Linked DNA regions of Homo sapiens: region 1 is linked to region 2. Evidence: read pairs that join two places in POLR2A ChIA-PET (ENCODE). Cell type or tissue: GM12878. All regions are shown on one strand. Links, peaks and the distances in the headings refer to the core of each region. The heading gives the core; the rest is flanking DNA. Region 1 overlaps LOC105370500 (a long non-coding RNA gene). Region 2 overlaps FERMT2 (FERM domain containing kindlin 2).

Region 1 (16,739 bases), core at 4,159-12,158, 100 kb before region 2:
TAGCCAGGATGGTTTCAATCTCCTGACCTCGTGATCCACCCGCCTTGGCCTCCCAAAGTGCTGGGATTACAGGCTTGAGCCACTGCGCCTGGCCTCCTTGCCCTATTTCATTGGGTAAGAGTCTATTTATTTCAGGCCAGGCACAATGGCTTACGCCTGTAATCGCAGCATTTTGGGAAGTGGAGGTGGGTGGATTGCTTGAGCTCAGGAGTTCAAGACCAGCCTAGGCCACATGGCAAACCTGTCTCTACAAAAAAACAAAACAAAAAAAAAATTAGCCAGGTGTGGTGGCCTGCTCCCGTAGTCCCCCCTACTTGGGAGATTGAGGTGGGAGGATTCCTTGAGCCTGGGAGATTGAGGCTGCAATGAGCCAAGAGTGTGCCCCTGTATTCCAACCTGGGTGACAGAGAAAGACCCTGTGTCAAAAGAAAAAAAAAATCTATTTCTTTTTAGCTAAGATTTTTTGAAGTCATAAATAGATACTGAATTTTATTAAATGCTTTTTTCTGTATTTATTGAGATACTTGTATGATTTTTCACTTCAATATGTTAATGTAGTGAATTACTGTTTTTTTAAAAAAGTGAAGCCAATCTGTGCTTCTAAAATAAACCCAACTTGGTTACATCATATTTTCCTTTTTTTATACATTGCTTGATTTGATTTGCTATTATTTTGCTTACGATTTTTATATATATGTTTGCGAATGAGATTGGTGGATAATTATCTTTTCTCCTTTTCTTGTAAGTTTTGCACTAACATGCTATGCTATCCCTTGAAACAATTAGGAATTATTTATTTCTTGAATATTTGATAAAATTTGCTTAGTAAGCCATCCAGGATTTCTATTTGTTCAATTTCTTTTTCCCTTCTTTATTGAATTCTTTTGAATTGATTGAGGTTTCTGGAATAATCATTACATGTTTTCCCCTTTGGATTTTATAAGCACACTGTTTCTGTTCTTTAGGGGTTACTAGAAGTTTCAACGTGCATGTTAACTTATCAAAGTCTGTAGCTAAGCAATACTTTACCTTTGGTCTAAGAACCTTAGAACACTTCAACTCCATTTACCTTCCTCCTGATCTATATTATTGTTGCAGTGTATTTTAATTGTCTTTTCAAATTTTACACCATAAATCATTGTTTTTATTTTATATAATCAACATTCACCTATTTGCTACCTCCTTTCTGCATCTCGGACTATCTAGACTGTTCCTTCTGTTAATAATCTCTGTGAGTCCTTTTCTGGGGTCTTGTTTCTGCTGGTTCTCCCTCATGCACTTTGTTTCTTGTGTGGTTGGTTTTTGTTTTGTTTTTAACTGTAAGCTGTTCGTTATCCATAGAAAATTATTTATGGGGGATTTTGTGAGGCCTCAGATGAAGGTGGATCCCTTCAAAGAGTATTTATATTTACTTCTACCAGGTGTTTAGAGGTCTACTAACCCAGGACCACTTTAACGCGGTAGCTGCAGGCTTTGAGAATCATCAGCTGATGTGAATTTGGGCAGAACACCCAGGTGAGGCTCAGGTTTTAGTTACAATTTCTTAGGAACGTGTTCTTATTCTACCTAAGCCTCTAAGCACCAAGACATCTTCTCTTGCAATCTGCTCTGAGTTCCCACTTTCGCATAGATTTTGGCCTGTGATTTTACCCTCCGGTGAGTTATTTTATGTTTTAAAGCATATTTTTAATGTCTATTAAGTATTTTTAGTTATCAGTGGGAGATGCTGTCTGTATAACAATATACCGTTGCTGAGTGTAACATTGTCTTCTAAGAGTTTTTTTAAAAATTGTGGTAAAATATACAAAACATAGAATTTATCATTTTAACCATGTTAAAGCGTGCACTTCAGTAGCCTTAAGTACATTCACTATGTTGTGCAACCATCATCACCATTCTCCTGTAGAGTTTTCATCATTCCCCCAACTGCAACTCTATACCCAGTAAGCAATAGCTCCCCATTTTCTCCAAAACCCAGGCCCCTGGCACCATTCTACTTGCTGTCTCTATGAGTTTGACTACGGGTACCACGTATGAGTGGAATCATACAGTATTTCTCCTTTTGTGACTGACTTCTTTCTTTTAGCATAATGTCTTCAAGTTTCACTGTGGCATGTGTCTTTCTAAGAGTTTGAAAGTGTTTTTTTTTCATAGTTATAGCCTTAGGTTCCCTGGGATTAATCTGTATTTAAGTGTGAGGTGCAGATCTAAATGTATCCCAATATGGACATGCCATTGTCCCGATAGAATGTATTGATTAATCCATCTTTTCCACACTGATCTGTAATGCCGTCTGTCATATATCGGATAGCTATGTAAATATAAACCTGTTTCTCTATCTGCTTGGCCCTGTTGGTCTATTATCTATTTTTTTTATATCTATCATCTTTTTTTTTTTTTTTTTTTTTTGAGACAGAGTCTCACTCTGTCGCCCAGGCTGGAGTGCAGTGGCACGATCTCGGATCACTGCAAGCTCTGCCTCCCCAGTTCATGCCATTCTCCTGCCTCAGCCTCCTGAGTAGCTGGGACTACAGGCACCCACCACCACACCTGGCTAATTTTTTTTTTTTTTTTTTGTATTTTTAGTAGAGATGGGGTTTCTCCGTGTTAGCCAGGATGGTCTTGATCTCCTGACCTCGTGATCTGCCTGCCTCGGCCTCCCAAAGTGCTGGGATTACAGGCGTGAGCCACCGCGCCCGGCCAAGGTCAAATTTCTGATAGGCAAAACTGCAGGAATGGCCAAGCTTCAGCACACTCTGAATGCACTTGTCAACCTGCATCCTTCCCGAAAACACTTCATCCCAGAGAGTTTGTCTTTTTACTTTCTCAGTATGTGAAGTGGGATGGTTTAAAAGAAAAAGGTAAAAACGTTCAGTCTGATCAATACTAACCATTTAATACAAACTAGTGACACACAAAAAAATGAAAATTGCTCATTTGGATAGATGTATGCTGGCTTAGCAGAAGGAAATGACGGTTTCTTTGAATTCAGGTTTAGATTATTTTCCCTCATAGAGAATGGAAAATGTATCACAAAAAAATATAAAAATCTGAATAAGGTGAATGACTTCACTGCTTACCTTAAATGCAGGTGGTGACTTACAAAGCTGGCTTATTTAGGAGATCCAGCTAACACCTGAAAGGCTATACTATACATTTCTGTACAAGATTGCTGTAATTAATATTTATCATAGAAACTAGGAGTTGAGACTCTTCACTTATATGTCATCGAAATTATACTAGTCATGGTAAAAATCATTATTAGACATCTTTCTTTCCTAACAGTTCTTTGACAAATATGTCTCCTAGATTGTAAAAGAGACTGACAAAAAATCAGAGAACCTTTAGCCCAGCAAATGACATAAATGACTTACCTTCCCACCAGATAATACTTGTCAAGAAATATACCAAAATTAGGCTGAAATTGCTTTACTCTATCACCTTTACTGCAATAAATCTGTGTATATCTTGTTAGGGATTAGCCTATCATAACTCACAAAGATTAAAATGTTATTGCCATTTATATATTTTTTTTTTTCCGAGACGAAGTCTCGCTCTGTTGCCCAGGCTAGAGTGCAGTGGCGCGATCTCGGCTCACTGCAAGCTCCGCCTCCCGGGTTCACGCCATTCTCCTGCCTCAGCCTCCCGAGTAGCTGGGACTACAGGCACCCGCCACCACGCCCGGCTATTTATTTATTTATTTATTTATTTGTATTTTTAATAGAGATGGGGTTTCACCATGTTAGCCAGGATGGTCTTGATATACTAACCTCGTGATCCGCCCGCCTCGGCCTCCCAAAGTGCTGGGATTACAGGCGTGAGCCATCGCACCTGGCCATATCTATTTCTTTATTTGAATCTGGGTTCTCAAAATCTTGTGACCTGAAAAAGAAAAAAGAAATTGCCTGGATGCTAAATCTGATATTTGGTATTGGCTCCATGTATTTCAGTGTCTGAATCTGATACACCCTATGACCAAACAAGACAAATGGGAAACTCTTCCTCCTTGATGTTAAATTGAAAATCATTTTAAATATTAAAGCAAAACATATTGAACAGATGCAAAATTGGCATGAATTTTAATTGTTATCCTGCAGCAGGTTGCTTTAGGCAGCTAACGTTAGGTTTCTGAAACTTTTCCCTTAAGTTCCTAGAGAAGCAGGAGAGTGTGGATGAGAGGCTACCTCGGTGTGTCATTACAACAAATTAGGTAATATACCATCATTTGCTGTTGTTGTTGTAGTTTTCCTACCAGAATGGAAAAGCACATGAAGTTTCATTGATTCCACAGCTGTGTATTTGTACCTATGTATGTGCAAGGCTCTGTGCTAATAAGCTCTGTGAATGTAATGGTAAATAACTAAAATATAGTTGGGCACATTGGCTCATGCCTGTAATCCCAGCACTTTGGGAGGCTGAGGCTGGTGGATCACCTGAGGCTGGTGGATCACCTGAGGTCAGGAGTTCAAGGCCAGCCTGGCCAACATGGTGAAACCCCATCTCTACTAAAAATACAAAAATAGCCAGTTGTGGTGGTGCACACCTATAGTCCTAGCTACTTGGGAGGCTGAGGCAGGAGCATTGCTTGAACCCAGGAGGTGGAGGTTGCAGTGAGCTGAGATCACGCCACTGCACTGCAGCCTGGGTGACAGAGCAAGACTCCATCTCAAAAACAAAACAAGACAAACAACAAAAAACTAAAATACATCAAAGTACCCAGAAGTAGATACTTTATCGCCATCTTAAGTAAAAACAAAAACTATCTCAAATTTTTTTGTGAAAATAAATAGGATGGCCTGTGTAGCTTGGGACATGGTAGGTGCCCAATGAATGAGAGTTTCAAAGATGGCCTAGCCATATGAGATGTGTAAATCTAGATTAAACATTGATTTTAAAAAATAAGACTCACGCATATATGTAATCCCAGCACTTTGGGAGGCCAAGGCAGGAGGATCACTTGAGTGTAGGAGTTTGAGACCAGCCTGGGCAACATGGTGAAACCCCATCTCTACAAAAATACAAAAATTAGCCAGGCATGGTGGAACACACCTGTGGTCCCAGCTGCTCAGGAGGCTGAGGCGGGAGGATCAATCGAGCCCAGGAGGCCAAGACTGCAGTGAGTTGTGATCGTGCCACTGCACTCAAAACTGGGTGACAGAGTGACACTCTCATAAAATAAATAAATAAAGCTATAAAGAACATCATTGGGACAATTACAGACATTTCGATTTAAGCTGGATATGAGATAGGGCATTACTGTTGATTTTCTTAGGTTTGATAATGACATTGGGGTTATGAAGGAGAATATCCTTGTTCTTAAATGATGCTTCAGGGAATATTAGGAAAAAAGTGTCATGATATCTGTGACTTACTTTCAATGGGATCAGAAATAAAAATAGATAAAGAAGACTGTTACTAATAGCCAGATGAAGGTGGCGGGTTTATGAGTGCCCATTATTCTATTCTCCCAAATTTTAAGGATGTTTGAAATTTTTCAAAATAAAAACTTGGATAAAAAAAATAGTTCTTTTTACTCTTCCCTGTTTAAAAAAAAAAGTTATTATGCAATTTCCCAGACAGAATCTATTCCCAAACTATGAATTAGAAATTGGAGATCATACAAACTGGAGGAAGATTCAGAAAGGATTTTGTTGTTTTTCTTTTAAATCTAAGTTACACCACTCAAGGGTAAACTTAGATCTGAGGCAACACTGTTCATGAACTTTGTCACAACAAATATTGAATGTTTATTTGCCTGAACTCCGTTTAACCTTGCACATTCACCTTCGTGTTGGCGAAGAGTTGTATTTCATAATTCCTAGCAAGGCAATGCCACCTAGTCCATGTAAGTGTTCATATTATGGCACACCTAGGGGCGTGGTGGGCAGTGGAGCCAGGACAGTTAGAAGATGCAGTTTCACTTGGTGAGTTTACAATTTAATTGGAAGCAAAACATGATGAAGCTGAAGAACACGCTCAGAACAATTTGGAAACTACAAGTTAAAACAGCACAGTTCCCTGGGAGGTGGAGGTTGCAGGGAGCTGAGATCAGCCATTGCACTCTAGCCCGGGTGACAAAGTGTGACTCCGTTTCTAAATAAATAAATATAAAATAAAAAGCACAGTTCCAAAAGTGGTAATAAGGAGGAAGCCATTGCTAACATTGGTGTGGAAAAAAATCTGTGGTGATAATTCAGATGTTAACAATGACCAGACGTTTGCTATAGATGTCACACTTCTGCAGAGATTACATTTTTCTTCAAGTCCCAGTAGATTCAGGGTGCCACCATTGGAATTTTCTGTTGCTAGCCACATTTCCAATTTAGGGATTCCTTCCCTGAAGTTGAACCCTAGAATGGCATTGTGTATCTAACCATGGAGGAACTGTTTTTGTGACCATAGTTTCAGCAAGTCCACAAAGCCCCCAGGGTAAAGAATGTATCCAGTGTACCCAATATATATTGTATATACAATATATCACAGTATTAGGTAGACATCTTTGATCCTTAGTATCAGACTTAAAAGAGAGTGTTACTGATTTTCCTAAGGAATGTGAAAAAGAATAGTTGATCCCCTAAAAAGTCATGATAGGCTGGGCGTGGTGGCTCACACCTGTAATCCCAGCACTTTGGGAGGCCAAGGCGGGTGGATCACCTGAGGTCAGGAGTTCAAGACCAGCCTGGCCAACATGGTGAAACCCTGTCTCTACTAAAAATACAAAAATTAGTTGGGCATGGTGACAGGTGCCTGTAGGAGAATCGCTTGTATCTGGGAGGCAGAGGTTGCAGTGAGCCGAGACCGCGCCATTGCACTCCAGCCTGGGCAACAAGAATGAAACTCTGTCTCAAAAAAAAAGAAAAAGTCATGATAGGGGAAAGAAAATGACCTAGATTCATATAGGAGCTAAGAATTCTTACAGCTACTATTGTCACGCGCGTCCGTGTGAAGAGACCACTAAACAGACTTTGTGTGAGCAACAAGGCTGTTTATTTCACCTGGGTGCAGGCGGGCTGAGTCTGAAAAGAGAGTCAGCAAAGGGTGGTGGATTATCATTAGTTCTTACAGGTTTTGGGATAGGTGGTGGAGGTAGGAGCAATGTTTTGTGGGCAGGGGGTGGATCTCACAAAGTACATTCTCAAGGGTGGGGAGAATTACAAAGAACCTTCTTATGGGTGGGGAGAATTACAAAGAAGCTTCTTATGGGTGGGGGAGATTACAAAGTACCTTCTTAAGGGTGGGGGAGATTACAAAGTACATTGATCAGTTAGGGTGGGGCAGAAGCAAATCACAATGGTGGAATGTCATCAGTTAAAGCTATTTTCACTTCTTTTGTGGATCTTCAGTTGCTTCAGGCCATCTGGATATATAAGTGCAGGTCACAGTGGATATGATGGCTTAGCTTGGGCTCAGAGGCCTGACAACTGTGACATTCATTCTAAAAGTTTTATCCGATGTGATAGACCTATTACAATTCTCATATATTTACCCAGGCACTTTCTGCAAGTATAAAATATATTGACTTAATATTGTATTGTTAAGGCTAAAAAATCATTTTTAATAAATGAAAAATGTACAAAAGTATTCCTTTTTACCTCTAGGTGGTGCTGTGTATCGTTTTTTGTGAGCACAAGTTGCCTAGTTTTTAAATTGGATGGACTCAAAGATTAACCATCTTATTTTACAGATAAACTAAGATTCATTGAAATTTTGTTTTAAGATAAAAATTCTGGTTTGAGGCAGAGCCAGGATTAAAGCCTTTTTTCGGTAAAGTGTTTAATGTACGAATCATTTTACAAAAAGTATTGTCATTCCAAAGTTATTGCAAGCAGTATTACACAGTTGTGACAAGTTTAAAATTTTATTTTATTGATTTATGACATTTTCTTAGAAAGTTCTAAAAGAGGCCGGGCGCAGTGGCTCACGCCTGTAATCCCAGCACTTTGGGAGGCCAAGGTGGGCGGATCATGAGGTCAGGAGATCGAGGCCATTCTGGCTAACACGGTGAAACCCCGTCTCTACTAAAAATACAAAAAAAATTAGCTGGGTGTGGGGCAGGCACCTGTAGTCCCAGCCACTTGGGAGGCTGAGGCAGGAGAATGGCGTGAACCTGGAAGGCAGAGCTTGCAGTGAGCCGAGATCGTGCCACTGCACTCCAGCCTGGGCAACAGAGCGAGACTCCATCTCAAAAAAAAAAAAGAAAAAAAGAAAGTTCTAAAAGAGAATGATTCTCCAAATTAAGATGAAAATAGATAGTAATGACAGATAATGGACTATCATTATGTGTACATCTAAATTACTTTACCAAAGAAACTCCCAATGGTTAAAGAACACAGATAACTTGCTGAAAAGGAAATAAAAATTGGTAATACTTACATGAAAATCTATTCAAAATCACTAAGAATCAAAAACTAGAATAGCAACACGGTCTCCCCTTGTCCCTTTCAGATGAGCAAAAATGTCCATAAAGTGGTCATCTTTCAGAGATGCTGAGTCAGTGGTAAGACAGGCATTTCACCCACGGGCAGTAGGAGCATAAATTAGTACAATATTCTGAAAGTTAATCTGACAGATGTTATCAAGAACCTTAAATTCTTCAAACTCTGACGTAGTAGTTCAACTTCTAGTCTGCTCTCGTAGGAAATAAACAGAAATATGGAAAACTTATGTGCAAAGATATTGACTACATCATTACATATGGTACTTGTAAATAAGAAAATCATTACATAAATTAGGGTATGGTTATGATATCTCACAGCCATTTACAAACTTTTTGCAAATAATTTTAAATGACATAGGAAAATATTCATAATACTATCCTAAATTAGGAGACTAAAATCTATTAGCATGGTATTAGCTGTATAAAAATATTACAGTATTTGGAGAAAAAGAATGAAAAACATTCAAATATTAACAAAGGTTATCTGAATATGAAGAGTATGAGTTATTACTTCTTTCAGCTTTCTTTTATTTTTCGAGTTTTCTATGAAGTATAAATAGTACTTTATAGACAGAAAAAATGTTATTTTTAAAATGAAATAAGTAGCATTTGGAGTGATTTTGAAACCCATCATTCTGAAACTTGTCATTCAATCATCTGCGGCTGAGAGTTTTTCAGCTTTCCCGTTCTCCTCCCTTAGACTGGCAGTGAGAATGAGAAGGAAATGCTACACACAGCTTCATTTCCTAGAGTCAGAATCATTATGTCTCACTGGCTTTCCCTTTTCGCTCTTTGATTATGATTGAGAAAACTTCAAAACCCTAAAATCTAAAGTTTATTTTAGACAGCAGTGAATAATCATGTCTAAACAAATCTCCCTGAATATATATATTATCCACTTTTCTTCTTCAGGGTTTTCCCTCTCCCTCATTCATTTTATTCTATGAATTTTTTTTTTTTTTTTTTTTTTTGAGACAGGGTCTTACTCTGTCGCCCAGGCTGGAGTGCAGTGGTGCGATCTCAGCTCACTGCAGCCTCAGTCTCCCCAGCTCAAGCGATCCTCTCACTTCAGCCTCCCCAGTAGCTGGGAATACAGGCGAGTGCTGCCATGCCCAGCTAATTTTTGTATTTTTGTAGAGGCAGGGTTTTGCCATGTTGCCCATGCTGGTCTCAAACTCCTGGGCTCAAGCAACCCTCCTGCCTTGGCCTCCCTAAGTGCATGAGTCACTGCACCTGGCCTTATTTTATGATTTTTTTTTTTATTATTGACTCAATTATTACAACTTAATTGTATGCATGATAACTCATCAAGTGCTCTAATGTGAAGCTCACACATTCAGATGTCTTGTTAGCTTCTCCTTAGTTTATCCTAAAACCGGTTACTAAAAAGACTCTCAACTTAAACTAGACTCTTGCTAGCTCTCAATACTAAACTTAAAACATTCATTCATTTTTGGAGGAGAAAATATTGGTTCATCTGAAACTTCTTTTTAAAATTCAGATTGTCTTCTTAATGATGAAAATCATAAAATGCATATTCAGTGTAAGTAGTGAAAAAGTCTAGAATTACACTGCAAGAGACCTTCACATGTGTCCTAGAGATTGGTTAGAAGGACAGTTAGGAAGTAACAGTTTAGCATTTCCATCTGGCACTAACTATTTGTGTGATATTTGACAATTTTTTAAAAAATGTTTGTTTTAATATATTTTTCTTTCACCATCCACATTTCCACAATGGCAAATTATTTATGCTCAGTTTCTTTGCCTATAAAATTAAGATGGGGCTGGGCGCAGTGGCTCACGCCTGTAATCTCAGCACTTTGGGAGGCTGAGGCAGGTGGATCACTTGAGGTCAGAAGTTCAAGACCAGCCTGGCCAACATGGTGAAACCCTGTCTCCACTAAAAATACAAAAATTGGCCGGGCACAGTGGCTCACGTCTGTAATCCCAGCACTTTGGGAGGCCAAAGCAGGTGGATCACAAGGTCAGGAGTTCAAGACCAGCCTGGCCGAGATGGTGAAACTCCATCTCTACTTAAAAAAAAAAAAAAAAAAAAATTAGCCAGGTGCAGTGGCAGGCACCTGTAATCCCAGCTACTTGGGAGACTGAGGCAGGAGAATTGCTTGAACCCGAGTGACAGAGGTTGCAGTGAGCTGAGATCGTGCCACTGCACTCCAGCCTGGGCGACAGACTGAGACTCCATCTCAAAAACAAACAAACAAAAAAAAACAAAAATTAGCTGGGCATGGTGGTGTGCGCCTGTAATCCTAGCTACTCGGGAGGAGGCTGAGGCAGGAGAATCACTTGAACCTGGGAAGCAGAGGTTGCAGTGAGCTGAGATCTCACCATTGCACTCTGCACTCCAGCCTGGGTGACAGAGTGAGACTAAATCTCAAAAAATAATAATAAAATTAAGATGGTAGCCCAGGTGACCTATATGGCTCATGGTCTGATGGAGGGGAAGAATATTTGGAATTGTGCTTGCAGTGGAAAATCTGGGTCACATGACTTCCATATGTTTAAGATGCCTTCTGGCCAGGCGTGGTGGCTCACGCCTGTAATCCCAGCACTTTGGGAGGCTAAAGTGGAAGGATTGCTTAAGGCCAGGAGTTCAAAACCAACCTAGGCAACATAATGAAACCCCATCACTACAAAACATTTAAAAATTAGCCGGGTGTGGTGGCATTGCCTCTGTAGCCACAGCTACTCAGGAGGCTGAGGTGGGAGGATCACTTGAGCCGTGGAGATTGAGGCTGCAGTGAGCCATCATCATGCCACTGCACTCCAGCCTGGGTGAGAGAGTGAGACCCTGTCAAAAAAAAAAAAAAAAAAAAAAATCCCTTCTGATTCTGAAATGCTTTTCTGCTGTGTCCCTTCATGAGGATGTCTACAACAGGAACTTCCTGGGCCCTTGTCTTACAAGCTTGCACCCAGATCCCATCAGTTTAGAAGCCACTGTTTGCTTCTGTTTTCTTAGTGATAGGATCTGAATGTTTGTGCCCCACCCCCTGCAAATTCACATGTTGAAAACTTAATCCCCAAGGTGATGGCATTAGGAGGTGGGACCTTTGGGAGGTGATTAGGTCATGAAAGTGCTGCCCTTATAATGGGATTAGTGCCCTAATAAAAGAGACACAGAGAACTCATTTTAATCCTTCCACCATATGAGGCCACAACTAGAAAATGCCATCTATGAACCAGACAGCAGGCCCTCAGCAGATACTGCATCTGCCAGCACCTTGATCTTAGACTTCCCAGCCTTCAGAACTGTGAGAAATCAATGTTTATTGTTTATTAGCCACCCAGTTGATGGTGTTTTGTGGTAGCAGCCTAAAGACTAACACAGTTACTCAGAGAAAACACTGCTTAAGTGTTAGATCTAGGGGCATAGAAACTGCTACTGAACCCCTAAAATACCGTCTTGTCTCAGTCACAAACACCTCTGGAAGGATGCAGCAGTCATGCATAAGGAATTGTTAGCAGAGCTCTAGTGTCTAAATTCCTGCATTGTCTCCCTATTCTTCCCTACCCGGGGCCTACCTTAATGTAGATAGAGTACACAGATGGCTACCTACGTGATGTGATTCGAGGGGACACAAGACAGGGTTCTTCATCTAGAAAGAAATACCTACCACATTGCCGGCTAGGCCAACATTACTATACTTAACTTTGGCTCTTGAAGGCTACTGCAGATTATAAAGACATTCTTCAAAAAGTGGAGAAAATCCAACCCAAGGAGAACAGGAATATTCATAGTGCAGAGAGGATAAAGTTCAAACAAAAACGTTGGTGAGGCTACCATGAGACTTTAAAAAAACAGATTTAAGGCCGGGCACGGTGGCTCACGCCTGTAATCCCAGCACTTTGGGAGGCTGAGGTGGGCAGATCACGAGGTCAGGGGATCGAGACCATCCTGGCTAACATGGTGAAACCCCGTCTCTACTAAAAATACAAAAAAATTAGCCAGGCATGGTGGTGTGTGCCTGTAGTCCCAGCTACTCAGGAGGCTGAGGCAGGAGAATTGCTTGAACCTGGGAGGTGGAGGTTGCAGTGAGCCGAGATTGTGCCACTGCACTCCAGGCTGGGTGACAGAGCAAGACACTGCCTCAAAAACAAAAAACAAAACAAACAAAAATCAGATTTAAGAAATAGTAGACTGTGACAGTGCCTCAGACAGCAGCCAAGGGCATTTACTTTTAACACCATGAGCATCTATCTTTACGTCTGTGTTCATTCCAGTATTATCAACATACCATGCTTTGATGGTAAATCACTAAGTCGTCACTTAGTTTGCCTGGTACGTTCGAGTAGCTGTTGAAGAATAGATTTCAGTTTAAGATTTCCTTTGTGGCTGTTTTTAAAATGATTTCTTTGGACTGAGTTGTATTCCATTTTCGGCCATCAGTGTGTTTATAGGCAGACTTCTTATGTTTATCTCTGGGTGCTTTGTTTTGTAACTATATTTAAAGACATTAATAGTGAAATAATTCACCTTTAAACAAGATATTGTAAAAGTGTGTTAAATAAAAGGGAAATTTTTATGCCTTAGCCTTGTAAATTGTAAACAATGAATAGGCTTTATTTTCTCTCAAAGTTCTTAGAGCTACTCGTGGTTTATAAACATAGTGAAATTATAAACTTACCAGTTTATCATTTTAAATTTAGCTTAATTAGAGATGAAGACAAAAGCAGATTATGAGAAAACAGAATTCTAGGCATCTCAGATAAATATTATAGTGTAACTTTGGCCAGAGCTTGCCTAGGGAAATCTACAATTTACTTGACGTTTTTGGTTGATTTTTCTGTGATTCCTCTTCTGTATTTTAAAAGTATTCTTAGATGTTGTAGATATGTATCCATTTGTTCGACAAATTATCTATTTGAACACAGACACCCCCTGTGTTCTGAGAACTATGTTTGTGCTTGAAGCTACTAAGTGGAATAAGACAAAGTCCCTCTCAGTGTCAGTGGGAGACAGAGATAATTACAGAGTCTTGCTACACACACAGAAATATGCTTGAGGTTCCAAGAGATCACCTGGGAAAGAGCCCCTGCTTCTGTCTGGAAATGTCAGGGGAGACCTGCCCAAGGAGGGAACACTTACCGGAGGGAGTGCCACCTGTCCTCGTGGTCTAGACGGGGAGAAAAGCAGCTGTGAGGCAAGTGCTTGGCTTGAGGGAGCCCTGGTGCTCTCCACAGCCTAAGAGGTTCTGGGGAGGTGCTCAAAGAAGGACCACTAAGAGTTAGAGGAAAAATATCTAGTAAGAGACATGCAGAGCCAAGGGTAAGGGCACAAACATGTTCACGTAGCTTACTCAGAGAAAGACAAGCAGTTCAGAAAGCCTGGGAGGCGGAATTTGTCAGGGGAGCTGATGCAGGAGGGTGTGGTGGGATATAAATTTGAGATTTGAACTCAGGCATTCAAACTCCATAGTCTGTGCACCTAAATGCTATACTATCCTGCCTTGAAAAGGCCTCAGGGGCCTTCTCTGGAAATCCAGTGCTTACGTCACATGGACACACAACACACATTATCTTTTATGTATATACATATAAAGACTTAATTTGCCAGTGATAGGGAACCACGGAAAGCAATTGTATTTTATTATTATTATTTTTTGAGACAAGGTCTCACTCTGTCACCCAGGCTGCAGTGCACTGGCACGATCATGGCTCCCTGTAAGTCTTGACCTCCTGGACTCAAGTGAGCCTTTTGCTTCAGGCTTCCAAGTAACTGAGACCAGAGGTGGACACCACCATAACCTGCTAATTTTTTTTTTTTTTTTTTTTTTTTTTTTTGAGAGAGAGTTTCACTCTTGTCTCCCAGGCTGGAGTGCAATGGCATGATCTCTACTCACTGCAACCTCTGCCTCCCAAGTTCAAGCTATTCTCCTGCCTCAGCCTCTGGAGTAGCTGGGATTACAGGCGCCTGTAACCATGCCCAGCTAATTTTTGTAATTTTAGTAGAGACAGGGTTTCACCATGTTGGCCAGGCTGGTCTTGAACTCCTGACCTCAGGTGATCTGCCCGCCTCAGCCTCCCAAAGTGCTGGGATTACAGGTGTGAGCCACTGTTCCTGGCCAATTTTTTTTTTTTTTTTTTTAATTTTAGTAGAGATGGGGTGTGGGGCTGGCAGGGGGAAGTTACCAGTGTGTTGGCCAGGCTGGTCTCAAACTCCTGGGCTCAAGTGATGCTCCTGCCTTGGCTTCCCAAAATGCTGGGATTAGAGGTGTGAGCCATTGCCCCCGGCCCTAGAGTCCTGATTTTAAGGGGCTGTAATAGAAATGAGGAAGAACAGCGTCAGGTGATGAAAGTAATCCAGACAGGCATATAATAAATGATTGTTGAATGAGTAAATACTTAATATGGGCAAGGCACGGGGTAGTGCAAGGTTTTTCTCTATTTGTAGATGCAAAAGTAATTTAAGAAGACTTCTCAATACTCCCATTGACTTGTATGAAGTTACTCCAGATTTTAAAGGGTGTTTGTCTTCTGTAGAGGCACATATTTTTTTTATTTTTCTTGTGGAAGAGCTATTGTTGACCAAAAAAAAAAGGAAAAGAAAAAGAAAAAAAGCAGTCAAAGGCCTAGATTCCAAAATTTTCCTGGTATTTTAAAATTGAATTGACAAATGCAATTGGAAAGTTAACATACATTAAGCTGAGATTTTAAAGAGGGCTTCTGTAATGGCAGAAGCATCTTTCAACTCCAGCTGTTCTAATGGCAGCTTCCTGTCCATCTGTGAGTCATTATTTTAAAAAGTTGTATTTAAGTTAAATAATGTCACTACTTAGCTTTTTTGTAATTAGATATAGTGATTAGACTCTTTTAAAATTATGCTTGAGTTTTCAATTAAGAAAACCACGACAAAGTAATAACAAGTTTTAAAGGTCTGAAAACGTTTATTGAGTAAAAAATACTGAATTAGAAAATTGAATTATATGACATTCCTATTAAAGGCAAACAAAGCTTCTAAAATTTTACATATTTAAGTAATTAAGACAATCGGAAAATTATGAATCAGGCTCTCAATTTTCTAGTCCTTTATAGTATGAAAGTTCCATTATAAATCTGCTGGATTTATGAACTGAGGATGCTGATTTAGTAGGGCATAAAACCCTATAACATAATGCTACTTACTGAGGGTTATGTTTCTTTGCTTGTTTAATACTTTGAGAAAGTAAAAAGAATAGAGTAAGGGGCTGATTGAGTTCATCTGGAAGAACCCGTGGCCCCATCCCCCAAAGGAAGCCTTCTCATCCTTAAATCTTGCCTACTCGTTTGCGTCTGAGCCCTCTCCCTTTCCCGACCCTTCTCACCTGTTGTGAACCCCTGTGCTCCGCCCCTTGGCATTGAGGGTTTCGTTCTGTCATTTAAAATTGTCATATAGTTATTTCGTGTGTACTTGGTACAGGCTTGTCCCTAGAGTTTGCTTTTCTTGAAGGCAGGGAGCATGCTAGGTTTTATTGCCATTTTCCTACAAGGGCTTAAATCACTCTGATCCTGAATACCCTGTTTCCAGTAGTCTGATAGTTAATTTTCTATGTCAGCTTAGCTAAGTTCTAGTGCCCAGTTGTTTGGTGAAACACCAGTCAAGATGCTGCTGTGACGGTATGTTTTAGATGATTAACATTTAAATCAATAGGCAGGGAGTACAGAAGATGACCCTCTGCAATATGGGTGGGCCTCATTCAATTAGTTGAAAACCTTGAGAGCAAAGACTGAGGCTCCCTAAAGTATAAGGAATTCTCAAGACTGCAACACGGAAACCCTGCCCAAGCTTCCAGCCTGCTGCCCTGTGGAATTAATTCTCCGGACTGCAACAGCCTCTCTTGTCTGCATTTCCAGCCTGCTGGTCTGCTCTTCAGATTTCAGACTTGCCAGCCCCCACAACCACGTGAGTCAATTCCTTAAAGTCAATCTGTGTACGTGTGTGTGTGTGTGTGTGTGTGTGTGTGTGTGTGTGTGTGTGTGTGTATCTCCCCTATTGGTTCTGTTTCTCTCCAGAACCCTGGCTAAGAGGTATGAGAAATCTACAATAGCCGGGCGCGGTGGCTCACGCCTGTAATCCCGGCACTGTGGGAGGCCGAGGCGGGCGGATCACGAGGTCAGATCGAGACCATCCTGGCTAACACGGTGAAACCCTGTCTCTACTAAAAAATACAAAAAAATTAGCTGGGCATGGTGGCGGGCGCCTGTAGTCCCAGCTACTCAGGAGGCTGAGGCAGGAGAATGGCGTGAAGCCGGGAGGCAGAGTTTGCAGTGAGCCGAGATCACGCCACTGCCCTCCAGCCTGGGCGAC
Region 2 (16,739 bases), core at 4,944-12,943:
CTAGAATAGGAAGGATTAATAAAGACAAGGAGTTGGTGGGCTTGGAACTCGTCCTATAGGAATGGACAATAACATTCTGATGAGAAACTGAACAGACTGTGGTTTATGAAGTTGCAGAAATGTGTGAAGGTGAATAATGGGTGGTGAAAAGATGGGGAACCAAAGTGAACAGAGACCAATATCCTAGGTGAAGAGGAGGAACAGGGAAAACACCCATGAGAAACACTATAACTTAAGAGAAAGCTCTAAAAATAAAAAAATAAAAAACTACATTCTGGCCACATGTGCTCTCCCAAATAGATCCCCGAAAATGGATCTAAAGTCACACTGCCCAACATTTTTCTCTGAGCACGTTTTGGTACAAGTATAACAGGAAACATTAATATCTGTTCAACTATTTAACAGCCTTATGCAACTAAATGAAACCAAATAAAGAAAAGAATGTAATTTACACAAGATTTAGCTACCCCCAGATAAGGCAGGTCGTAACAATAAACTTGTAGCAGTAAAATCCAACTTCAACTAGTTATTTATTTACTTATGACTAGGATAGGAAGTTGGTTTTTAAAGCTGCAATCAAAGTAAAGACTGCTGGGATCAACTGTATGTTAAACTTACTAAGTGCCAAAAAAAGGGAAAGTGATGTTTCAAAAAACAAAACAAAACAAAACACACACAAAAAGAACAGGCCCAGCGTGGTGGCTCATGCCTGTAATCCCAGAACTTTGGTAGGCTGAGGCTGGAGGATCGCTTGAGCCCATGAGTTCGAGACCAGGCAAGGCAACATGGTGAAGTCCCATCTCTATAATTTTTTTTTTTTTAATTAGCCAGGCATGGTGGCATGTGCCTGTAGTCCCAGCTACTCAGGATGCTGAGGTAGGAGGATCACTTGAGCCCATAAGGTCAAGGTTGCAGCGAGCTGTGATGTGAAACTACATTCCAGCCTGGGCAAGGGAGCGAGACTCTGTCTCAAGGAAAACAACTTCCAGGGGAAGGAAAAACATGTGAATGCTGGGCACAGTGGCTCACGCCTATAATCCCAAAACTTTGGGAGGCTGAGGCGGGCAGATCACTTGAGCCCAGGAATTCAAGACCAGCCTGGACAATGTGGTGAAACCCCATCTCTACAAAAAATTAGCTGGGCATGGTACATGTGCCTGTAGTCCCTGCTACTCAGGTGGCTGAGGTGGGAAGATGGACTGAACCTGGGAGGTAGATCAAGGTTGCAGTGAGCTGTGATTGCACCACCGTACTCCAGCCTGGGTGACAGAGCGAGATCCTACCTCAAGAAAAAAAAAAGTGAATAATTTTTTGCAAATAAAAATTAAAACTATCATGCTTCTGAGATAAAGCTCATTTTAATATAGTCGTACCTTTAAAAAGAGTTTATCAACTTTAAGACATTTAAAAGTATGTATTAATCTAGAAATTGAAACACACACACACATAACTAGTCTATCCCTAAATAAAAAATCAGATTTCCACATTGATTATATGGCTGAAACACCTTCTACAATGGTGAAATTTACTTGATACGACTGAAGTTCTCATTATGGAAGAAACATGCCACAGGTAGAAAAAGACTTTCAATTCTCCAGACATTAAAAACCTATTTTAATCAATAAGTATTTTAATGGGAGAATTACGGCTACAGCTACTTGTGATCGTATTACCATTTTGAAATTTCAACATCTGTGGTTTTGGCAAAGTCCTGCCAATCATGTTATTTGAAGTTTGGCAAAAGAATGCATGTAACTGCTATTTTATAACTACTTGCTTAACAGTGATACTTAATTGTATATAGTACCCTACACCCTACTTTCTAGCACAGAATTTGCCAACTAACTTTTGGAAACAGAAAATTCTGATCTACCTTATAGAAGACAACCAAGGTTAGATGACTGATCACATATTACTTTTCTTTCCAGGAACAGAAAACTAAGGGCAGAAAAAGATAACCTGCAAAGAATGCTGGTAATCAAGTAGAGTTACTGTTGAGCTGAACTGAATGATCGGTAGGTAGTATATATAGGCTGAGCCTCCCTAATGTGAAACTCTGAAATCCAAAATGCTCAGAAAACAGGGGAAAAAAAAAAGTTTTAGACTTTAGAACATTTCAGATTTCAGATTTTTGGATTACGAATGCTCAACCGGTTAAGTACAATACAAATATTTCAAAATTCAAGATCAGAAACACTCTGGTCTCAAGCTTTCAGATAAGGAATATTCAACCTGTAATACTTTCTTTCTCACATCTAGTGTCAATGTCACCCACTAAGGAAGCTCCATCATATACTCCCCGTGGGGAGGCAAGGAGAAAAAGAGCTGTAAGAGCACTATGAGTCCACCAGCACATGTCACTTGGGTTCCTCCAGAAGGCATCCCTGACCTAAGAACTTGGGTGCAAGCAGCTTATTTGTGGGAAGGAAATCCCAGGAAGCACACTTGAGGGGATCAGTGAAAGTGAGATGGGGAGAAAAGCCAACTGGAGGTTCCTCACTGCTGTGAGCACCTGCAGTTCAGTCCTTCAGGGCATGCCTCAGAACTCTCCCACAGAGGAGAAAGATGAGGTATCTCTCCACTTCCTTGTTAAGGGTTACTCCTGGGGCCATTACATTAAAAACTCTTAACACTTCTTGGCTGCCAGCATGGGGCTGGCTGCCCTGCACTCAGGCAGAGCAAGCTCAGAGATCCCTGCACCTAAGGAAAAGAGCTTGTCAGCATGTTGGGGATCTGCCCACCAGGAGTGCAGGTGAACTACAGTGAAAGAGGGGGGCCTCCATAGCACCTGTTACAGCCTGAAAGGAATGTTTATTAAATTAAAAAAAAAAAACAGCTGTTTTATTGTAGAAGCAGGGCGCTGCAAAGACATAATAAAAGACAGGCTCAAACAATGTGGCCCAGGAGTAGGTGCTAAAACATAGAGGGCAAAGACACTAACGTGATAAGGAGCTTTTGGGTACAAAATTTACATATGGACACTAATAAAGAGGTAATGTGCCACCAACCACAAAATCTAAAGAATTTTTATAATGTGAGGTATGAAAAGGACTACTGGTCAAGAACTCGACTTTCCAAGTCAAAACTACATAAATGTGAAGCTGGAGGTTAGCAAACTATGAATGGCCCAAGGACCAAATCCTGCCTTCTGCCTTTTTATGGCTCACTAGCTAAGAACAGTTTTTGTACAGTCATGAGTCACTTAACAAGGGGGATAAGATCTGAGAAATGCGATGTTTGGCAAGTTCACTGTTGTGTGAACATCAACGAGCGTATTCACAAACCTAGACAGTATAGCCTACTACACACCTAGGTTATATGGTATGGCCTCTTGATTCTAGGATACAAACCTGTACATATGTTACTGTACTGAATGCTGTAGGCAACTGCAACACAGTGATAAATATTTGTGTAGCTAAGCATAGAAAAGGTATAGTAAAATTAAGGTATTATTAATCTTATGGGACCACGGTTGTATAGTCTGCTGTAGTTGACTGAAACACTGTTACATGGCTCCTGACTGTATTTTTAACTGGTGGGGGTTGGGGGGGGAATCCAAAGAACAGTATTTTACATAATTTTATATAAAGTTCAAATTTCAATGCCCATAAACAGTTTTATGAAACACAGCCACACTACTCTGTTCACACATTGTCTATGTCTACTTCTGCACCACAACATTAGACACAGACTGCATGGCGGCCCACAAAGCCCAAAAGCCCAAAATACCTACTATCCATACTTAAGAAAAAAGAAAGAAAAGAAAAGAAAACTTTGCAGGCCCCTGTTGTAAGCAGTGTTATCTTGCACTTAGATAATGGTACAATAAAATCTCAATTTTCCATCAATTAGGCTTCCAACTGTGACCTCAGAAACATATATCTCCCCTGATACTCATCCTTCCCTTTAAAACCTGTCCCTCCCCCATGAATTCCACCTCAGTTTCTCATCAAAGGAGCTATCAACCTGCACCCACCAAGAGAAGGGGATAGGATCCAAAGATTACATACTGGACATCCTATGAGTGGTCCGTTTACCCACAGAAAAAAAATAAGCTCTCTTACTGACTGGCAACGCTGGTAAAACTAGTCTTTTTTACCCAGAGAAACTAGTGGATGAGTAACAATATAGAAAAAAAATTACACAAAATAAAAGCAGAAATAGGAGACCAGAAAAAAATCAGAAGTGTCAATACCACTCATGGCAAAAGATAAAAACAGAAAAGTAGGTGTTCTGACAGCGAAGTAGAAGACAGTGTTAGAAGATGGGTAAGCTGGACTGTGGGGGCTTGTGACTTATGTTCAAATACTGGGCTTTTCAGTAGCATTCCTGAAGACTCAACACACTACCAACCTAGTCAGCACTACTTGCAGAGTAATCACTACCACAGAATAAGAACATCAGACGTGCTGAATTCGTGAATTCAACAAATACCTGTTGAACATGTACTGTGTGCAAGAAGGCACTGTTCTAGTGCTAGAGATATGATGATGAACAAAACAAAGTTCCAGCACCATTGAGGGAGACCAAGGTGGCTAGAGGAGAGGAAATGGAGATCAGCAGGAGGTGGCATCAGAGAGCCAGGCAGGAGCCTTGTAGGTCACAGTGCATGGTTTAGGTGTTACTATGTATGAGATAAGGCCCTAGAGCAGTAGTTTTCTGCCTGATTGGCATTAGAATCATCTGAGCAGCTTTTAAAAAATACTGATGCCTGGCCCCACCCTAAACTAGGGCTATTTTGGTTTGTGAACAGCTGTCTGTATTTTTTTTATGGGCAGATACTCCACCACCTTGGTGACATCTCTCAAACCAAATATATCAGAATCTCTGTGGGTCTAGGAAATGGTTTTAAGCAGTAGTCACTTGTTTCAAAATCATTACTGATAATTTTGAAGAAGTGTGGTGATGGGGGTATGCAAGAGTTCACTCTTGCAAGAGAGTGTGCAAGAAGTTAATGTGAGAGTGGAAATGACAACCATTTCAGTTATAATGGTTGGGAGGTGAGGAAGTACAAATAAGAAATACAGAAAACTTTTCCTGGATATTTTACTGCAGCAAGGAGAATAATAGCGATCAATAGATAGAATAATAGCTGGTAAATACACAGAATAATAGCTGGTAGATAGAAAGGAAATGGCAGACCCAAGGAGTATTTTTAGCTTCATTTTTAAAAAGGGAAAGCTATTACAGCATTATTTTAAAAGTGGCTGAAATGATTTCGTATTTCAGATCATTTATAATTATTTATAATTATCATTCACTAATTTGCCCTTCAGCAGAGTATCACTTCAAAACTTCCTAAAGACCCGACTGAGCCCCCTCAAACAGGCAAAGCAATGTTTTCCCAACTTCCAGAAAATTAGCTCTTTCTTTGGTGCTGGCTTTATATCACACTACCTATCTTATTTTGAAACTAACAGTATCTCCATATCAAGTCACACAATTGGCTCTGCTCAGACTATCACAAGAACATACCTATTCTATTCATTAGTAGCAAAAACAAATTGTATACACTGATGAAAATCCTGAGAAAAATGATGGTACACCAACTGAGAAGCATTTGCCCAGGCAAGCATAAAAACTAACTGCACATCAAAAAGTACTTAAAGGCCAGGAGCGGTGGCTCACACCTGTAATCCCAGTATGTTGGGAGGCCAAGGTGGGCAAATCACTTGAGGTCAGAAGTTGGAGTTTGAGACCAGCCTGGCCAATATGGTGAAACCCCATCTCTACTAAAAATACAAAAATTAGCTGGGCCTGTTGGTGCACACCTGCAATCCCAGCTACTTGGGAAGGCTGAGGCAGGAGAATGGCTTGCACCCAGGAGGCAGAGGTTGCAGTGAACCAAGACTGTGCCATTGCACTCCAGCCTGGGCAACACAGCAAGACTCTGTCTCAAAAAAAAAAAAAAAAAAAAGCACTTAACTGCACAAATTGTGTATATAGGTGTGTGTGTGAGGTAGTTTATCTCGATGCAGCAACTCTTTTTTCGTTTGAGATGGAGTCTTGCTCTGTTGCCCAGGCTGGAGAGCAGTGATGTGATCTCAACTCATTGCAACCTCCACTTCCCGGGTTCAAGTGATTCTCCTGCCTCAGCCTCTGGAGTAGCTGGGACTACAGACAGGCACCACCACACCCAGTCCAGCTAATTTTTGTATTTTTAGTAGAGGCTGGGTTTCACTCTGTTGGCCAGGCTGGTCTTGAATTCCTGACCTCAAGTGATCCAACCCCCTTGGCCTCCCAAAGTGCTGGGATTACAGGCATGAGCCACCGCGCCCGGCACAGATGCGGTAACTCTTGAAAGCACTTAGTTATCTAGTGTATTACAGCACAGCTTGTCTCTAAAGTGGCAAGTTAAATCATAACAGACTATGCAACTGTAACTTGAAAAACCCACTATGTGCAGAACAGATTTCAGACATCCACACATTGAAGCTTTCCTCTAGCTAAAGACTGAGTAGAAGCATGAACACATTATGATGACTTTAAAATACTTACGAATAATGGCAAGCAAATGAAAATACTACTGTATCACTAAAGTAGTGGTTTAGTTTTCCATGTGGCATCAAAATCCATAATGAAATAACTGTTGATATTCCCTGAATTTGCATAAACTAAAGCTTTGGAAAACTTTCCATACAGGAACTCCCTTACATGTTCTAATCTAGACTCTGGACTATGTTCTAAATAAACATTTCTGATTTCCAGAATGGCAGGCTTGGTATTTCAAACATTAGATGACCAAGTGCAACACACACACACACACACACACACACACACACACACACACACACTCAGCCTGGCACTTGGCCAGAAGTTAGCAAACATCACCGGAGTAGATTCATTCATCTGCATTATAAAACCATTCAAGGCATAGACTACGCTCAAAAACTTGCTCTGAGAGTCCATTTCTCCAAGGTCATGATTTTCAGTTATCCTCCAGGTACAGGCCAACTTTTATTCAGTATATCTTATATTTTAAATTTTGATGTTAAACTTTCAGAAGTAACCCATCACAAATACAAGCTTTCTCAAAAAGGCTCGGGGGTGGGGCGTGGGGGGTAAAAAGCTGTACTATTATGAAGCCATCACTTGTTTTCCTTCTCTGGGGAAGAAAAGGGATTTTATGATTTACTTATAAATTTGGCTTGTTTAGTAATTCTTTTAAGACAAGAACTACTTATAGTTTACTATACCTAGCAAAATTCTAACTTCTATAATAAATTTTAGTAAAATATCTTAATTCTTCAAAACATTTTGCCAGCATTCTGGAAAGAATTATTTCTGTGTCCCTCCTCCCTTATTTAACAGATCCCATCACACCGTATCACGTGCACATAACAGTATCTGACAGACACTCAAACTCCTATCATTAACATTGCAAATTGCTACAACATTGACTGAATCAACAAAAATATCCTCCCTCAACTGTAACAGAATGCTCCTCAAATTCAGAAAGTGGTCGTACACTTGCTTTACAAATAAACATCTGTGTATTCTAAGGAACAGAAGGCTTGGGTTTCTCATCATTAGAGGCTGAGTAAATATTGCTTAGTCTACCAAACAGCTTTTGGTATCACAGTGCTCTCCCACTCCATGAGTCACCAAAAAGAAAAAAAAGAAAAAAATACATATTTCAAAGCTTTTTGCTAGAGAAAATATTATGCCCCACTTTATGCAATTCCAGCTTGCTTACACTTAGAAAATATGAGCACAGAGAAGGGAGACATTATTGAAAACATCCTATTTAATGTTTTCCTAATAAGATTACCAATTCCTACTTGACTGTTTGGATACAGGCTACTAAGACGCAATTATTGGCCAGGCTCACGTCTGTAATCCCAACACTTTGGGAGGTTTGAGGTGGGTGGGTGGCTTGAGCCGAAGCGTTCAAGGCCAGCCTGGGCAACATAGCAAAACCTCATCCCTATAAAAAAAAAAAAAAAAAAAAAAAAAAAAAAATCCAGGCATGGTGGCCTGTGCCTGTGGTCCTAGCTACCTGGAGGCTGAGGTGGGAGGACCCCTTGACTCTGGGTGGTCAAGGTTGCATAGAAAGTTGATCAAATCCCACTCCTGTTGTTTCTGCACGAGAGCTGGAGCCTATGCCTTACCACACATCCATGGATATGCCCCAGATTTGACTTGGGCCTTCAAACTTTGCACAGTGGCTGCTACTAACTTTTTGAGATAATATTCAGATTCCTGGAGACTCAGTTCTGCCTCATCTAAACCACCAGAGACCAAACAAAGACCAGCCCAATACCTCTTGGACTTTATTTAATGCCATAATGTTGTCAGACTAAAGAGAAAAATGAAGTAATTCTTTTTTAAAAAAAGAAAGTTGATCAAATAACTTACTTTTTCTTACCTTAAGTAACCACATCTTAAAAATAAGTAAGCAACTTAGAGTTTGGAATGAAGAGGAGGTTAAAATATTACTTTTAGGGAGGATAAATTTCTAGTTGCATATTTTTAAAGTACTAATTCAGGAAAGAAATGCAAAATTTGTTTAGTATTCTCACACGTCCATAAACTAGAAGCAAAGTTTACATTAGATAATCTTTGCTAAGGCAACATGTCATTGTGACTTATAAGCACAGATAACTTTTCTGGGCACGTGACTTATTTCTGATAAATATATACTTTTGTACTCTGCTAATATTGTAATTCTCTGTACCATTTACTTTTGTTTTAGGATCCTCTTGAGCCCCAAATGAGATATAACTATTACCATAATCAAGAGTTGACTGGAGGTAAAGAACACTACAATCCCAGTGTTCTAGTGACAAAGCCACTAAAGAAGCTGGTTCTGACCTACTGTAAGCAAGCCATGCAGACTCAGCAGACCAGAAAACGTCTTTCTCCTGCTTTTCAGGCTACTTGCTCATACCATTTACCTATACCACTTAGTTGCTCATCTATTAAACTTAGAGGACTTTTCCCTCTTTCATTTCATAGCCAGGCAGACTGCCCAAGACACCCTTGGGGAAACCTACTATTTTTTTCTGTCTACCACGGTGTTTCGAACTTCTCACACTTCTGAGAATCCTCCTCCTTCTCAGTAGACAACCATGGATTCTACTGCAGAAAACACAGAAGCCATCAGATTCAAACTCTTTCACCTTCACGCCAACCCATCTATAAGCCTTCTTAAATTTGTACCCAGATGGGCCTCCTGTCTTTGTGTTAACATGAAAAAGTGTCTCTTCCTGTCTATCTAAAGCCAATCCCACCTCCTACGCTCTGCTGCCCTTCCCATCTTCTAGGAACCGTGTGCTTCTTTCCTTACATTGGCTCTCCAGGTGTCTCATCCATTCTCATAGCTTTAAAAGACACTTATTTTCGTCACTGGTGTCAGCAGCCCAACCTTCTACTCAGACGCCAGCCTATACACCCTACTGCCTATCTCACATCTCTTCTTGATGTCCCACAGATAACTCAATTTATCTAAAATGTAACCCAATTTTTTTTCTTATCCCTACTCTTATTATACTAACTAGCACCAACCGTCAACCCAGTTGCTCAAGCTAGGAATCTGAAAGTCATTGATTTTCGCTTTCCCTCATTCCTTACATTTATCAGCAAACTGTCAAATCCACTTCCAAAAATCTCCACTCCAGTCTCCACTGGCACCACCCTATTTCAAGCTGCCATCATCTCTTGCACTGACTACTGCCACAGCCTCCTAACTGGTCTCCTTCATTCCATTCAGCACTTTGCATACAACAGCCAGAGTCATCTTTTCAGCGCTTTCATGCCATTCCCCTGCTGAAAATCCTTTGCAACTGCTTCTAACTGCACTTAAATAAAATCCAAATGCCGTATCAGGTCTACAAAGCCCCACACAATACAGCCTATCTACTCCTCCAAATTTATCCTGTGCTACTCTTCCTTTGCTCCAGCCACACTGGCCTTTTTTAGTTCTAAGAATCATATAACTAAGCTCTTTCCTGCCGCAGTGCCCTTGTACATGCTACTCCACTCCTGGAATGTCTAACTCTCTCTCATCTTTCAGGTTTTAGCATTAATTCCATATTCTCAGAGAAGCCTTTTTTAGCTACCCTAGCCCTCCAATGTCCTATGTCCCCCCATACTGTTGTATTTCAGTATCCTGTGATATCACTGATCAAAATTTATATTCATTTTGTTTGTTGTTGGTGGGTGGGGGAGGAGGGTGCTATCTTTCTTTCCTAATAGATTATAAACTGTCTAAGAAGACAAAGGCAATGTCTATTTTGATCACCATTGTATTTTCAGCACCTAGCACAGTGCTGGGCAGGCAAGAAATATTTAACAAATGAATTAATCCTCCTTTTGAAAATTTTAAAGATCTCTCATTACTCAAAACAATCTCAACAAGAAACTTATTTTTAAACCATCAATAAAAGCAAATACAAGTTTTACTAATTTATAATTAGTAAAATTATAATTTACTAATACAAGTTGTATGTCTGAAGAATCCATTTTATCTTCAACTTCAGAATTAAAATATACTTCAATACTAACTAGAAGAGTGGCAGAGATTCCCCTAGAAAAAGGAAATAAAACTGAACAGACATCCTGTTCTCTCTCACATCTTCTAAAAAGAATGAATTTCTTTGCTCAAGACAATCTCTATTGTGCAAAGTGTTTATGTTCTAAAAGTCCACTTGTAAGTCTGAGAATTCAGATTCATCACAGAAAAACACTACATAGTTAGGTTCCAAATCATACAATAAATTACCCAACCAAAAATAACCTGACCTATATGACTAGCAACACTCTACCTTACCAACTGTATCATAAAGCCTTTTGCAGAATGTTTCAACTTGAGAAGTAAGAAAAACTGCAAGCAATGGCACCTGCAGAGAGTGAGTTGGATGGGGTAAGAAAGGGAATGCTGCTGCCAAGTTGTGAGGGAGACAATGGCTTCCTGAGGAATATCAAATTGTAGGGCACCTGGCTACTCCCTAGTCATCTTTCCCAGAATACCAAGAATTAACCTATTTCCAGTTTCCCAGATACAATTTGTTGTTGTCTTAGGCCTGGGTTTCTTTTCTTTACTAAACGATGACAATAGAAGAGTTTTTAACTTGCTTTCCTTTCCAATGCCTGAAACTCTTCTGATGTTTCTACTGAGACTCTATTGCCAATAATGTGTAAAGACAGGGCCTACAAGTAAAATTAATGCTTAAGTTTGTAAAAACGATGTTTATAATATTATCCTTAATATTGATTGAAATGTAAAGGACACTAGACATTAATCTCAATATTCAATCATACATTGTCTTTACTCTTGACCCCTTTAGGTCTTTCTCCTCCCAAACTTCTCTTTCGATTTTAGAGTTGGGGATCATGGGGCATCCTGCTTTTAGGATGTGCCCTCCTGTTCTGATCTCTTTAGTCACTCAGACCTTTAAAAAGCGAAAGAGGAGGCAAACAGATGAAGAGTGTGGCTCTTCAGGTGTATAATCAATGCACTAATTAATAAATACTTTCCAAGTAACTATCATATGCCAGGCACTAAGTTGGGCAATGGAATATAAAAATTAATAAGAATTACCATCCCAGTGGCACTTACAGTCCAAGTGAGAGACACAGACAAGTAAAATGAGCTAAAAATATAAAAGAACAAAATGTCACAGAGGCAACCAACATTAAACGTGAAAGATTAATTAGGTTAACATGGCATTTTTACCTGGGTCTTAAAAGATGTGGGAGTTCAAATGTGCTAAGAGAAACCATCCTGTAGACAATGGAGGCTCTCAGATTGTTTTATTAACATAATTTTGATTTGATTATGAAGCACAAATTAGAGTCTGGCAGAAAATTTACCACAACATTCTAGAGAGCAGGGCCTGACATAAGGCAGAAGGTGAAGAGAAGGAGGCAAATATGAGGGAGTTGTCTAAGCTAGAATCATGGGTCTCAAGGACACTGATTTCAGATGAGAGAGGACAGCTGGAAGGTGAAGAGGGGAAGCTAGAAAGTTCCTAGCTTGATAATTAAATAGATGATAATAGCACTAAGATTTGTTTACTGAACATTTAGTATGTACCAAGCACTTAACACATTCTCATTTAATTCCAACAAAAAATGTTAAAAGGGGCGGGCGCGGTGGCTCACGCCTGTAATCCCAGCAACTCCGGGAGGATGAAACAGGCGGATCACCAGGTCAGGAGATAGAGACCATTCTGGCTAACATGGTGAAACCCTGTCTCTACTAAAAATACAAAAAATTAGCTGGGTGTGGTAGCACACGCCTGTAGTCCCAGCTACTCGGGGGGCTAAGGCAGGAGAATCACCTGAACCTGGGAGGCAGAGGTTGCAGTGAGCCCAGATCGTGCCACTGCACTCCAGCCTAGGCGACAGAGCGAGACTCCGTCTCAAAAAAGAAAAAGAAAAAAATGTTAAAAGGTAAATACTATTATAATCTCTTTGTTTTATAGATGAGAAAACGGGGGGTGGAGCCAAAGGACAGAGAAGTTACATAACTTGGCTAAAGTTCATAAAGTTAGCATATGTAGGAATTAGGATTTGACTCTAGATGAGTGTGATTTCAGAGGTGGCACTCTTAAATTACATGCCATTAGCCAAGATAAAGTTACGCAGAAGAGAAGCAAGTCTGGGTATGTTGAATATGAGGCCAAAAGACTAATGTTAGGACTCATTTACATTTCACAGTAAAATCCTGATGATTATCCTGCACATCTCTTAAGGAAATAGGTATTTAGGAGAAAGAAGATAGAACATCCACAAGGAGGCAAAGAGATTATTAAATAAAGGAATATTTTTATTATGCATGTCTTTCTCTGATTTAATAATGGCAACCACAGACAAACTCAAAGAGGTTATGGTTAGCAGCCATATAACTACTTGAAGAATGCATATACTAATATGCAAAATTAAACAGACTTTGAAACAACCAAAGAACACAAATGGCTATGAATGCAAAGAAGCAATTAAGAAAAATAATAACAATAATGTACTCACTTTTGGTTTTATACTAGAAATTAAGACTTCTACTGTCCAAAAATAATTGGAATAACTTCTGAGTCATTCCTCTCTTCCTTAAGACTGTTCATTGGTAATTAGATTATTCTAGAAAGACCAGAAGTGAATTCCTAAATTACTCTTAATCTATTTCTAGAGGGACAACCCTCCCTTCTAGAACTACTCTGTATTCTAGAGGAAAAGAATTCTCAACAGTGCAATCTACAACACTATCATCCAGGACCTAACTGAAGTTTTTATAATATGAGTTTCCACAACCATGAAAAACAGGAAAAGAATACCCAACATATACTTTTGAACTCTGCTGAATCTTATTCTCTCATATAGCGTTATTATTAATCAACAAAATGTAAAACAACAAAGAAATGAACAAAAAAAAACACTGGCGATGAAGCATACAAATATTTCCTCCCTATACTTCTGCCCCCACCCCATCCAGCAAAGTAAGGAAAGGCCTACACCAAGATCACAGAACAGTCATTATAGTAATCTAATCCTTATATCTTTGAAATTAGATAATATGTATCTCTACAAGTTATATTTTACTTTTTCCTCTCCCTCAGCTTTTCTTTCCATCCAAGTATTACGGAGTCTATCCCTTAAGCAGCTGTTAATTTGTTCCTTCCTTTCCTTTTACATTGCCTTAGTTCAGGTCCCCAACATCTCTACCCTGAATTACTATAACACCATTTTTTACAACACTATCCAGAGTTGTCTCTTAAAATGCAAACTTGATCAGTTTATTTGTCCACTTAAAAACTTTCCAAGTCTGGGCCAGGCACGGTGGCTCACGCTTGTAATCCCAGCACTTTGGGAGGCTGAGGTGGGGGGGAATCACCTAAGGTCGGGAGTTCGAGACCAGCCTGACCAACATGGAGAAACCTCGTCTCTACTAAAAATACAAAATTAGCCGGGCATGGTGGCACATGCCTGTAATCCCAGCTACTTGGGAGGCTGAAGCAGGAGAATTGCTTGAACACTGGAGGTGGAGGTTGTGGTGAGCCGAGATCACGCCATTGCACTCCAGCCTGGGCAACAAGAGCAAAACTCCGTCTCAAAAAAAAAAAAAAAAAAAAAAAAAAAGGGAAAAGAAAAAAACCCCAAAACTTTCCGAGTCTGTTACTGAAGTATCTTATAATCCGTTAACAGGTTCCACAAATCTGTGCCCCACATTGCCTTTTTCTAGTAGCTCTTACCACACCCAGATGCAGCTTTTGTTCTGGCCTAGTTTGTGGAACAAGCTGGTGTTTCAGATCTCCTTGATAGGCACCTTTTCCTTTCCCCCTTTATCAAACTGGCAAAATCATGCACCAGTACCAGCTCAAATATTACCACCTCTGAATCTTCACTGACCCACCTGTCAAAGCAGCAAAGTATACCTTAGCACTTTGAATGATATAATTCATTTATGTAACTAATTTCCCCACTAGATTAAGTCTTTATCCTGTGTCTCAAAAGCAGAGACCAGAACTAATAAATATTTATAAACTACTACTTGTAATATACAAATATTTGTAATATACAGGCAGCATGTAAAGCAATCTTAATAATCAATTGAAAAATTATAATTATTCCAAGATAAAAGTTCATGTTAAAAACATTAAAAACTCTTACTGTTGATTATAAATGTACATATGGAAATGGAAAAAATAGCAAAACTAGTGTTTATTTAGTGTACTGTAATTAAAACATTAAAAACATTGAGAAGTGTTACTTTTCTTTGTGAAAACTTAACAAGAATAGCTTAAATAGTGCTTGTCTTCTAATCATATAATTTATGATGTGGAGCAAGTATCTTTTATGCCTTGGCAAGCTGTCACACTCCTTCCTAAGTCTGGATCAACTTAAAACATTTTGTCCTTTGCTCTTTCAGTATCATGAAATATCTCTGACAGCTCCTTCAGTATGCAAAGTTTTTGCTAGTGTCACTTCCTCTGGGACATCTTCATCCTTTTTGTCATACCACTTGTATCATGTATGTAAGTTTACCTTCACTAAATTCCTTTGGCTGTATATCTATAGTCTTTCAAATGGTGAAAGCATCCACATTTCCATGGTGAGCTATTTCTTCTTTAACTCCATTTATATTTGATTCAACTATCACTTCTAGTATTTCATGAACACTTTTTGTTAATTCATTGCAGTTTTATCTCTGTTGGTCAACTCTTTCAATTATCCATTTTTTTAAAACATCATGAGTTTCTCATGGGGGACAGAGAGGCAACACTAACACTTCTGTGTGTGAACTGTATGCACAGTGGCCAATCACAGATAGACTTTGAAATAAGTGACATGACTTGTCACTGACTGTGATGAGCTTCTGTTATTTACATAGTGCTTTGTGGACTGAAGAGTTAGCCAGCAAGTTTTGTACTTTATGCAGTTACATCTTAGTTAATGTATAAAGTTAAAAGATAAAGTATGGTGGCAACTAAAATGTGAGCCATGTTGTTAGACAATTAGTGTTATTTAATAAGTAAACGTGCAAATTGCAACGTCCAAAGTGCTGTTTTCAAAAATGTCTGATGTCATATTAAAAAAAAAGTTTTTAATCTGCTAGCAGAAGCTGTAAACTTCAAAGTTTACATATCATTCAAACTGCAAACATATTTCAATTAAGGTACCCCATTCCATTTTAGGTTAAGGAAATTATTTTACATTAAGGCTCCAATGGCTAACTGAGGCAGTGTCAAATTATGGGAAACTGCTATGGACTAAATGTTTGTGTCCCCCCAAATTCATATGTTGAAATCCTAATCCCCAATATGATGGTATCTGAAGATGGGGCCTTGGGGAGGTAAATCAAGTCATGGAGGTGGAGTGCTTCTGGTGGAACTGGTATCCTTAGAAGAAGAGACAGAAGACAGCTGGTTTCCTATCTCTCCTTCTTTCCCTCCTCCATGTGAGGAAACCAGGAATAGGGTCCTCACTGGAAACCAACCATGCTGACATCCTGATCTTAGATCTGGCAGCCTCCAGAACTGTGAGAAATAAGTGCTTACTGTTTAAGCCACCCAGGATATGTTATTTGTTATGGCAGCCCAAGCAGACTAAGACAGAAACTAAACCTCTAACGAAAAGTGACAAATTGCAATTTCTTCTACATAGCTAGTTGAAAACTGGGGAATTCACTCTTCAAAATAAAGAGATCAACTAAGTTTACAAATAGCCTTTTGAAGTTACGAATCTGAGATAATGTCTATCAATTTCAATCTATTATCCGATACTATAAGACATACTAACTCAAAGCAGTTAAGAAGTTTTTTTCAGATCACATAAGCCATGCAAGCAGTTACAGAATGCATAAACAGAAAGTATGCCAATTATTAATTTCCAGAGGGTGGGTAACTTTCTATCCAATCCTGAAGGCTGGCTTATTGCTAATTTGGTTCAACCTGGCTTCATTCCTAGAAGACAGGGCTCGGAGTCCATGCAATGAAAAGGTCTGACAAATTCTAAGAGAGTAACATCAGGACAAAATTCACCAGTTAGTATTGGACTTAGAGAAGTATTAGTTGTGTTTGTGTTTTAAATGTGATCAATGACACTAGCTATTCTAAAGTTCAAAAGAAAAGCAATTTAGTAAGAATATTTAATTGGCTTTTATGTTGTAAGCTTATCTCAGAAAATATTAACAAATTCTAATATAAAACTTCAATGTATACTGGAAAAATTATTTCTTGAAATCCAAGAGGATTATCATTGCTTACACCTTATCTGCAAGTTATTTTATATGAAACTGATGA

What was found. Peaks named below come from ENCODE experiments on the same cell type or tissue, not always from the same donor. Only the 100,000 strongest peaks of a DNase experiment are listed, where the experiment ranks them.
Region 1: POLR2A ChIA-PET joins it to region 2 with 11 read pairs; 6 of 35 experiments call an interaction of 5 or more read pairs at or near these places.

The regions. Positions count from the first base shown.
Region 1 is chr14:52,816,155-52,832,893 of GRCh38, forward strand. The region is part of intron 1 of LOC105370500 (a long non-coding RNA gene); the gene reads left to right. Among named protein-coding and RNA genes, the nearest start is that of GNPNAT1, 33 kb to the left of the region's middle. In GM12878, for the core only: a CTCF peak has its summit at 7,595 (motif pointing right); a DNase peak (open chromatin) is centred at 9,107.
Region 2 is chr14:52,919,662-52,936,400 of GRCh38, forward strand. All of the region lies in intron 2 of FERMT2 (FERM domain containing kindlin 2), which reads right to left. LOC105370500 (a long non-coding RNA gene) reads left to right here. Exons shown (of 3, transcript XR_943867.3): 3 at 8,696-10,573. Among named protein-coding and RNA genes, the nearest start is that of FERMT2, 23 kb to the right of the region's middle. RefSeq lists a silencer at 6,150-6,444. In GM12878, for the core only: no CTCF peak of the experiment used is centred there; no DNase peak of the experiment used is centred there.